Linked DNA regions of Homo sapiens: region 2 is linked to region 1. A link is an interaction called in ENCODE POLR2A ChIA-PET data of the cell type or tissue named here. Cell type or tissue: K562. All regions are shown on one strand. Each heading gives the region's core, and the rest is flanking DNA. Links, peaks and the distances in the headings are about the cores only.

What was found. Peaks named below come from ENCODE experiments on the same cell type or tissue, not always from the same donor. Only the 100,000 strongest peaks of a DNase experiment are listed, where the experiment ranks them.
Region 2: POLR2A ChIA-PET joins it to region 1 with 5 read pairs; 1 of 35 experiments calls an interaction of 5 or more read pairs at or near these places.

The regions. Positions count from the first base shown.
Region 1 is chr3:20,181,117-20,185,458 of GRCh38, forward strand. It overlaps SGO1 (shugoshin 1), which reads right to left. Exons shown (of 8, transcript NM_001199251.3): 2 at 2,770-2,918; 3 at 2,492-2,688. The coding sequence starts at 2,911. The region is part of intron 3 of SGO1-AS1 (SGO1 antisense RNA 1); the gene reads left to right. Among named protein-coding and RNA genes, the nearest start is that of SGO1, 2.9 kb to the right of the region's middle. In K562, for the core only: no CTCF peak of the experiment used is centred there; no DNase peak of the experiment used is centred there; H3K4me3 peaks cover 644 bases.
Region 2 is chr3:21,538,743-21,543,141 of GRCh38, forward strand. The region is part of intron 3 of ZNF385D (zinc finger protein 385D); the gene reads right to left. ZNF385D-AS1 (ZNF385D antisense RNA 1) reads left to right here and starts at 4,047. Exons shown (of 3, transcript NR_046731.1): 1 at 4,047-4,253. In K562, for the core only: no CTCF peak of the experiment used is centred there; no DNase peak of the experiment used is centred there; H3K4me3 peaks cover 330 bases.

The DNA of each region.
Region 1 (4,342 bases), core at 1-4,000:
ACTGCACCCCAGGCTGGGTAAGAGCGAGACTCTGTCCACCCCCAACCTACCCTGGCCAAAGATGAAACTTTAAATTTGACATGAATATAGCTAATGTTCTGAAACTAATATTAATGCAGGTAAATAAAAAAGAACATTTAACTATATACTAATATAACTTAAAAACAAGTCATTGAAAAATCTACTATAAAATTAGGGAACAAAAGGCTGTTAAAAATTACCTAAACGTTAACTATTGCTAGGGCTAGGCAAGAAAACATTCTTGTAAAATTCTTACATTTTAAGCTTCTCCACCACTGCTAAATTGATTTGATAAGCACTGAAGCACGGGTGTACAATGAGGTTGAGAATGAGTGACACAAGCAATTAGTACATAGCAGAAAATAGAAACAATGACCTTCTAAATGCTAAGAATATATTTGCGTAGCAACTAACAATGTTTTTAATAAATACTCAAAAACTATTGAGCTGCAGTAATAGAATTTTTTCCCAACTGCTTTTGTAATTATCTCATTGAGTATTTGCTTCCTACTATTTCTGTTTTTCAGCAAAAACTTTGTAAAGGGAGGAGGAAGATTCAAATGCCTTTAGAGGAACTGTTTCCCCCTACTAGTTGACTGAACAAGGAAAATACAAAATTAGAAAAGATTACATTCTGGAAAAGAAAAAGAAAAAGTAATCTACCACGCCTGGCACAGTGGCTCATGCCTGTAATCCCAGCACTTGGGGAGGCTGAGGTGGGTGGGTCACTTGAGGCCAGGAGTTCGAGACACCTGAACAACATGGCGAAACCCTGTCTCTACTAAAAATATAAAAATTAGCCAGGTGTGGTGGCGCATGCCTGTAATCCCAGCTACTCGGGAGGCTGAGGCACGAGAATCACTTGAACCCAGGAGGCAGGGGCTCCAGTGAGCTGAGATTGCACCACTGTACTCCACCCTGGGTGACAGAGCAAGACTCTGTCTCAAGAAAAAAAAAAGAAAAAAAAACATAAAGTTCCCGTGAAGAAAACATATCTAATCTTTATAGAGGCAGTTCTCAAATATACCATATATGTACTTATTGTCTATGTGTGTATATATGTATATATTACATGTATCTTAATCACATGGAGAAAAAAAAATAAGGAATCAAAAGGGAAGCAAGAACTCTTTCACTGACTTCTCCTGTCAATGGAGAAGTGATGTTAATTTCATTCTCAAGTACCTGCCCACCTCCTCCCACCCCCCATATCCCTCCCCTAATCACAATGTTCTCGCTTTCTTATCTGACCTTCCGGCCTAAGTGCCAACTCAACTGTTTTCACTGGCATAGCGAAGCAATGGCCACTGGGAAGAAATTCAACTTGCTGTACACCTGACACCACTGCTTTTTTTTTCTCTGCCCCATTTCCTTGGCAGTGGCTACTGGAAAAAGGGAAAAATAAACTAGCTCATCATTACTTTTTTCGTAAGTAATGATACACATTACTGTGTACAGTGATACACAATGGTATAGCCAGACACAAAGAATATCCTAAAGCAAACTTTCTCCATATCTGTTATATTTTGGCTAGCAGGACCATATTTGAACACCTTCTTTACAATCTTAGACACAAAGAGAATCAGATTAAAAATTTGAGGCCGGGCGCGGTGGCTCACACCTGTAATCCCAGCACTTTGGGAGGTCGACATGGGCGGATCACGAGGTCAGGAGATCGAGACCATCCTGGCTAACACGGTGAAACCCCGTCTCTACTAAAAATACAAAAAATTAGCCAGGCGTGGTGGCGGGTGCCTGTAGTCCCAGCTACTCCAGAGGCTGAGGCAGGAGAATGGCGTGAACCCAGGAGGCCGAGCTTGCAGTGAGCCGAGATCGCGCCACTGCACTCTAGCCTGGGCGACTGAGGGAGACGCCGTCTCAAAAAAAAAAAAATATTTGAGCAGCAAATGTTTATGATCTTACTTGTCTGGGAGTTAATAGTCTTCTCTACTTAGCCAACAAGTAGGTAAAAATGGTTCTCCAAAAAGCACTTAAATACTCCCTATGTCCTAAATAAAGGTAGTTCTTATAAAACCCCACTGGATAAAGCAAAATGACATAGCAAAACAAAAGGCTAGGTAAAAGCTAAGATAGCATTGATTAAAACTTTTGGATAAGTCCACTTCAACTACCACTTTTACATCTTTAGCTTAGTTGCACTATCTTTGACTCACTTAGTTGAACATTCAAATGGACCAGCAATGCAAAAGGCTAAACTATTTCTTCTGGATCCTGTTTTGCTACCTGCTTTAAGAATGAAACAGGCAGGAACAGGCCTCAATCACCTATATGCTTGAAGCTTTCTTAAATGGCCAAATGCAATAGCTATGCTGGAGCACTAAAGAAGGATGTTTTAAACAATTCATGCATAACTGAGCTATCAGTAATTCATTTAAATAACATAATTGATCTAAACTACTTATTCATGGCTTAACTAAACTAAGAAATTCGGCCTTAGTAATGAAAATACCTGAGCAGGTTCTACTGTTTGTTGTGATGTAAGTTTTCCTTTCAATGCATATAGCTGACATGTGAGATAGTAACATTCTTTTCTCAGCTGTAGGATGATATCTTGGGCTTCTTTCACTTTGGATTTTTCATTTTCCAAAGCTAAAACTAACATTTTGTTGTTGTCTTGGTAATTTTTCAGCAGTGTAGAAGTGTTGGCTAAAAGAGGATAAAAAAATTTATCAGTTATTAAATCTAAACTTAAAAGTGATATAAAAGGACAACATAAAAATCTCTTACTGATTATTTGGCATGGTGCAGCTATAAAAGACCTGCGTTTGCCAATCTCTGCCAAGTTTTTATTCCTTTTCTCTTTCATTCGCTTCTTTATGTCTTCAAGACTATCTTGAAAGGACTTTTTCAGGCATCTTTCCTTGGCCATCTTTTGCCTAAACAATAAAAAATATTTTTTCTCAGAGAGAATATTATCAAATATAAAACTTAAAAAACATAGGCTGTTCATAAAGAATGCATTAAATAGACTAAACTGTAGAATTAGCTCAAAGTAGATAGTTAACCAACTTGATAATATAAATTTTCCCCTTTTAAAATCTCATTCATATTTCTGATATTCTCTCTTCCTCCTCAGGCACTTTATAGAAAAGGTTTATTGAATATAGATTTCCAACCCAAAGATTCCACAATATGCCACTTATTCATTCTTTAACAAATACTCACTGTGGGGTATATGCCAGACACTATTGAAAATGCTTATTATTATATTTTGATGCATTATTTACACTTTTTATAGAAAATGTTTAGGACCAACTTTTACTGCTTAAGCTTACAGCATTAGTTCTGAGGCAATTATATATTTGGGTTTTGTTTTCCAGCTCTTCTCTAATGATTAATTCATCAGATTAGGTCATTCAACTATTTTTCCATACTCTTTAAACGCAATTATCACTTATGATATGCACACAGTCTCAAGAAAGTCAAGGTACTCCTTAGAGGTTTAAACTATGTAGCACTACATACAATTTTAATAGGCTATTGTAACAAGTACAGAGCTAGAGCAGGAACTTGGGCAGAGGAACACTCTAGTATTCTCAAACTGTGGCTAAAAGTTAGGGCTGTTAACTCCCAGTAAATTATGAACATAACAAATCAGACATTAAATATTGTTGTACATACAGTTAAACGTTGAGTATTAAATACATAACTATACTTAATCTTTCAACGTTGCAAATCAGGTAGGCTTTAGCATGCTACTAAACATGTCAAACCACTTTTCACAAACATCTTTTACGCTAGATTGCACTTTGCAGATCTTAAAATTGCAAAAAAAAAAGACTTGTTTCCAATAACAATCTATGCACAGAATTTTCACTACAAAGGATATCTTCATCTCCTCTACGATAGTCAAATATTTTCCTAAACCTTACACTTAATCTTGAGTATTTCCTCCAGGCCTTATTTTCCTCTATGCAGTGTCTGGAATCTTAAATATAGGTATTGTAGATACCACTTAAGAACTTTCTTTCTACCAAGGTATATACAATATGTACTGGGAGGTTCCTAGCAGAGATAGGGTAGCTATTTTTAAAAGCACGAACGGTAAAGGGGTTGTTTTACACAATTAAGTTAGAATTGGAGATGTTTGAGAGTCATACAGATTAAGTAACGGATCTAGTTTAGTTAAGGTATTTTAAAGGCAAAGCCTTACCTAAAAAGCTTTCGTTATTACTTTTAATCAAGTTAAAAATCACAAAAGAAACTTGCCATATCAAAAGTTTTATATCCTGTCTAAATAAGGCGATGGTTATTAGCAGGGGGTGTGGTAGACAGAAGGGATGAAAGCAAAGACAGACCA
Region 2 (4,399 bases), core at 99-4,098, 1.4 Mb after region 1:
ACTGTGGTTGGGGCATGGAGGGGGGAAAGGGAAACTCTTCTTTAAGTTATTTATGTAAACTAAAGATTTATCATTTCATATTACACTGTCTACAATAAGTACATAAATACATTTTTCAGCCAATCTGAGTGTTTTATAAATATACAAATATTGCCACTTATGTTGGGGTGATTCAAAGTCAAGCATTAGCTCATACACTGTGGCTAAAGTTTAAAAGTTCTGTTTCATGTATAAAAAACCATACTGTGGGCTAAAATGACAAGTTCCTTGTGGTAAACCATTTGACTAGTCTCTCTGGTCTGAGAAGAGATGAACTAGTTTTCAGCTAATACGGAACAAAGGGAGTGGGTGCAGCAAAATATTCAAGTTAATTTTTAAACCTGCATAATAATAATGCAACCCTTGACAAACCTGATCAACTCCTATCCCAGGAAGATTCAAGACCACAGAGACATCAGTGAGCCAGTCTGAATGTTTAGTTCAGCTTTTCAAAACACTGAATGCCTATTCAGTGCTGTGTGGCTTCTACATTTCTACATAGATCACTTTCTCATTAATTGATGCCATTTTGCCCTGGTTTTGTTTCACGGATTAAATTAAGAACCAATAATATCTAAATGCTGGTATCAAATAAAAACACAGAACTCTCTGTTGGCCTATTTCAATCAAAAATAGATATATATCACTGTCATAGGCAGTTCAACCATAAAAGAAATTTTAATTTTTGTAATTAGGCCTTTTAATAGAAGGACATGACTTCTAATTAAATCCACATTATTCAGTAATTTCATATGTTAGTTTGTTTTCTTTATGCTTTGTACTCTAAATGTTAAAATGATTCTCTAAATTATTGTTTCAGATTTTATAAAGTGATAAAAATACAACAAAATACAAGAAAGAGAAAAATAGTTTCTTTATGGAATACACAAAGAATATATTAAATGTTTTTAAAAATCATATATTTATTTTAAATATTTTATGAAACCAATAAATGTTCTACCATGATAATGTTTTATCATTGTTATAGTAACTTTTCTGATAATGCTACGGTCTTAAGAAATATGGGTTGGCTTGGAGAAATAAGAAATATTTTTACTACAAACACAGCATAAGAGTAATGCTGATTTTGAGCAATTGATTTTAAAATATTTACTTCTCTATGTCTTTTTAAACCATGAAGATAGCTAGTTAGTTTTACTTAAAATAAGATGAAAATTAAAGATACATATTCCCTAGCCCAAGCCAAAACATAAAACAAAAACCTAACTTAAGAGACCATTAAAAATAAACAAAATTAGACTTGCAAACGTTCTAGTAATACATAGGCTACACTGCTTTTTACAGAATTACTGAATATTCATCGAAGTATAATTCATATGCATTTAGTTAGAAGCTGGAGAAAGCTTACTATGATAATAAAAATACAATAGATTATAAGCTCCTTTTTTTGAATTAAATAGGCAAAAGCAGAATAATAACAATATAGCACAAACAATCAAGCAAATTTTGAGAGCTATTTTGGTAGAATATTTTATATGAGAGAGAAGATAGAGTCAAAGATAGACATGACAACTCAATGAGACCTAAATGTAAATGATAAAACCATCGACAAAAGCCTTGAAGGAAAATGCTTTTCCCCTCGGGGGATGATTTGTACTGGCCTCCAGGTGTAATATTATGTGCACTGATGAGCTGATCAACGGAACAGAACTTCTACCCAGCTGTAATCAAGAGTGATTGATGGTTGGGACGAAAAAAGTTGATTATCATGACAAGTTCGCTGATGCAGAGAAAATAAGCTCTGCTTGGGAAATGGATAAAACCTGTTCAGAGACTACCTTCTGAAAACTTATTTATAAAGGAATCTAAGAGAAGGTTAAAAGTTGTGAAGATGAACCTGATGTCCCGATAAACCTGATAAGAATAATTTGCCATACGTCAATCTCCACAGATTTCGTAAACAAGAAATTTAAAAGCTCATTTATGCCCAATAAAGAGTAACCACATACCCTGAATGTTACTTATGTGATTATGAAAAGATCTACTTCTCGAAGTACCACTGAAAATCACATGTACACAGAGAATTAAACTTTCATGGCATATCTTGCCTCCGTTTCTCTTCAACTCCCTCCTCACGAGGTAAGACTTCCCCAAACGACTGCAATCTTTACCACTATCAGATTCAATTTATATCAAAACACAGATTTGGACTGAGACAACAGATCCCAGAGGCAGTATTTTGCATTTAAAATGAGGTTTGGTAGGCTTCATAAAAGGTGAATCTGGGCCAGTGTTGGGTGTAAGTACAGTGTTCTAATATAGTAGTACCTGGATTGTGCAAAGATCTGTAGAATATGAAAGAATACATTCATCTTTTCAAATTCTGATAAGTCATCTAAGAAATTCTAGCAACGTAATCCAAATGCAGTGTGTAATTTATGCATGCCTGGTACAATTTCATTCCCCTTAATTAGAGAATAAAACCAAATCACCACTCTTAAACCAATCACCATAAGAAACTTTAGTGTGAAGAAGGTTAAAAATGAATGGGTGCTACACAGATTTGGGGGCAGAAGGTAAATGGGAAATCTCTGTACCTTCTGCTTAATACTACTGTGAGCCTCAAACTGCTCTAAAAATAAAGTTCATTTTTTCTACATAGACATTTTTGGCCATGGAGACACTTGAGAAAGGTAAATTATTTCATCACAATTACTCTAGTTAATACAGAGGATAGGGCTCAGTAAAAATTAGACAACAACAAATAGCAACTGTTAGGAAGGGAAGGATACGAATGGCCACAAAACCCCAAATTACACAGGAATAGACATTAATATGAGTTACCTTTTCTTAAATTTCTTTGCTCATCTGACCAGGAACAAACCCTCCTACTGTCCTAGTTTTCAGGACTAGGATGAAACTGATTATTTATGATATGCTGAAATAAATTATAACAAAATATAACAAAAAAAGCAAGAGTCTTGATAAACAGGAACTAGGATTAATGAAATGGAATGAGCAAATTTTATCTTTGAGATTTTCAATTATTGGTGACCACTAATCTAGTTTCTACTTTTGGTTTCTATAAGTTTTGTTAGTGCCTACTAATACTTTAAGAAGTGTATACAGTTGTAAAAAGAGATACAAAAAAACTGATTAAAATTTTAATAGATATGTATATCCAGCAATTTGTGGGCAACTGGTTTTCATCAAGGATTTTATTCCATAGCTAATAAAGATTTCATCAGCGCTGGTGCACTCTGAAATATTCACAATCATAAAGCTAAAATTTGGGGATGTTTGACAATAGTAATTTTTTTTCAAATAAACTAAAACTCGGAGGCTTCTACAAAACAAGCTTTCAGAATCATAAGAACAAGTTTCTAGGTCATGCTCAAGTCTAATTGCACTTATTTACTTCCCTTTAAAAATATGTGAATTTTCATGTTTAGGTTTCAGAGAATCAGTTACTTAGGATATGAATCCTGCATTGTGGAGAGAGTAGTCACTGTGGAAAAGGAAGCCTAAACTTCATTTTTATCAAAATGCAGAAATTATGAAACTTAAACCATCTTAGAGATTCCTGGGTTTTTCTTCTCTTTCTTTTTTTTTTTTTCCCAGAGATGATGAGGTGTCAGCCTGCTGCCCAGGCTGGAGAGCGGTGGTGTGATCAGTACCCATTGCAACCTCGAACCGCTGGGCTCAAGCAATCCTCAAACCTCTGCTTCTCAAGTAGCTAGGACTACAGGTGCGCACCACCATGCCCGGCTAATTTTTTAAGATTTTTGGAGAGATAGTCTTGCTGTGTTGCCCAGGCTGCTCTCAATCCCTTGGCCTGCCAGTGATCCTCTTACTTCCACCTCCTCAAGCACTGGGATTACAGGTGTGTGCCACTGAAACAGCCAGGTGAGGGGGGTACCCTGGACAAACTCTAATCAGCCTGCCCACTGAGGTGTAGCCTCAGGAAGTTCAATAGGGAGGAGCCTGGCCCCTCCTCTTCCTGTGTGGAACCTGCGATTTCAAGGGCCGACAGGAAGCCTCGATCGGGGAACTCTGACCTTGCGGAGGAAACTTGTTTCCCTTTTTTTCTTCCCGCCGACTTTCACTCGATAAAACCCTGCTTTATTCACCCTTTAAACCTTCTCCAAACCTAAATTTTCCTGGCCTTGGGACGGACAAGAACCCAGTCTTCAGATGAAGGAAGGAAAAGTCCTGCAACATTCTTGGCGTGCAACGTTGGGGCTCTTGAAGAGGTGAGTGAAAGGGGGACTCAAAACCTCTCACTGTTGGCCGGGCGCGGTGGCTGATGCCTGTAATTCCAGCACTTTGGGAGGCCAAGGCGAGCGGATCACGTGAGGTCAGGAGTTTGAGACCAGCCTGGCCAACATGGTGAAACCCC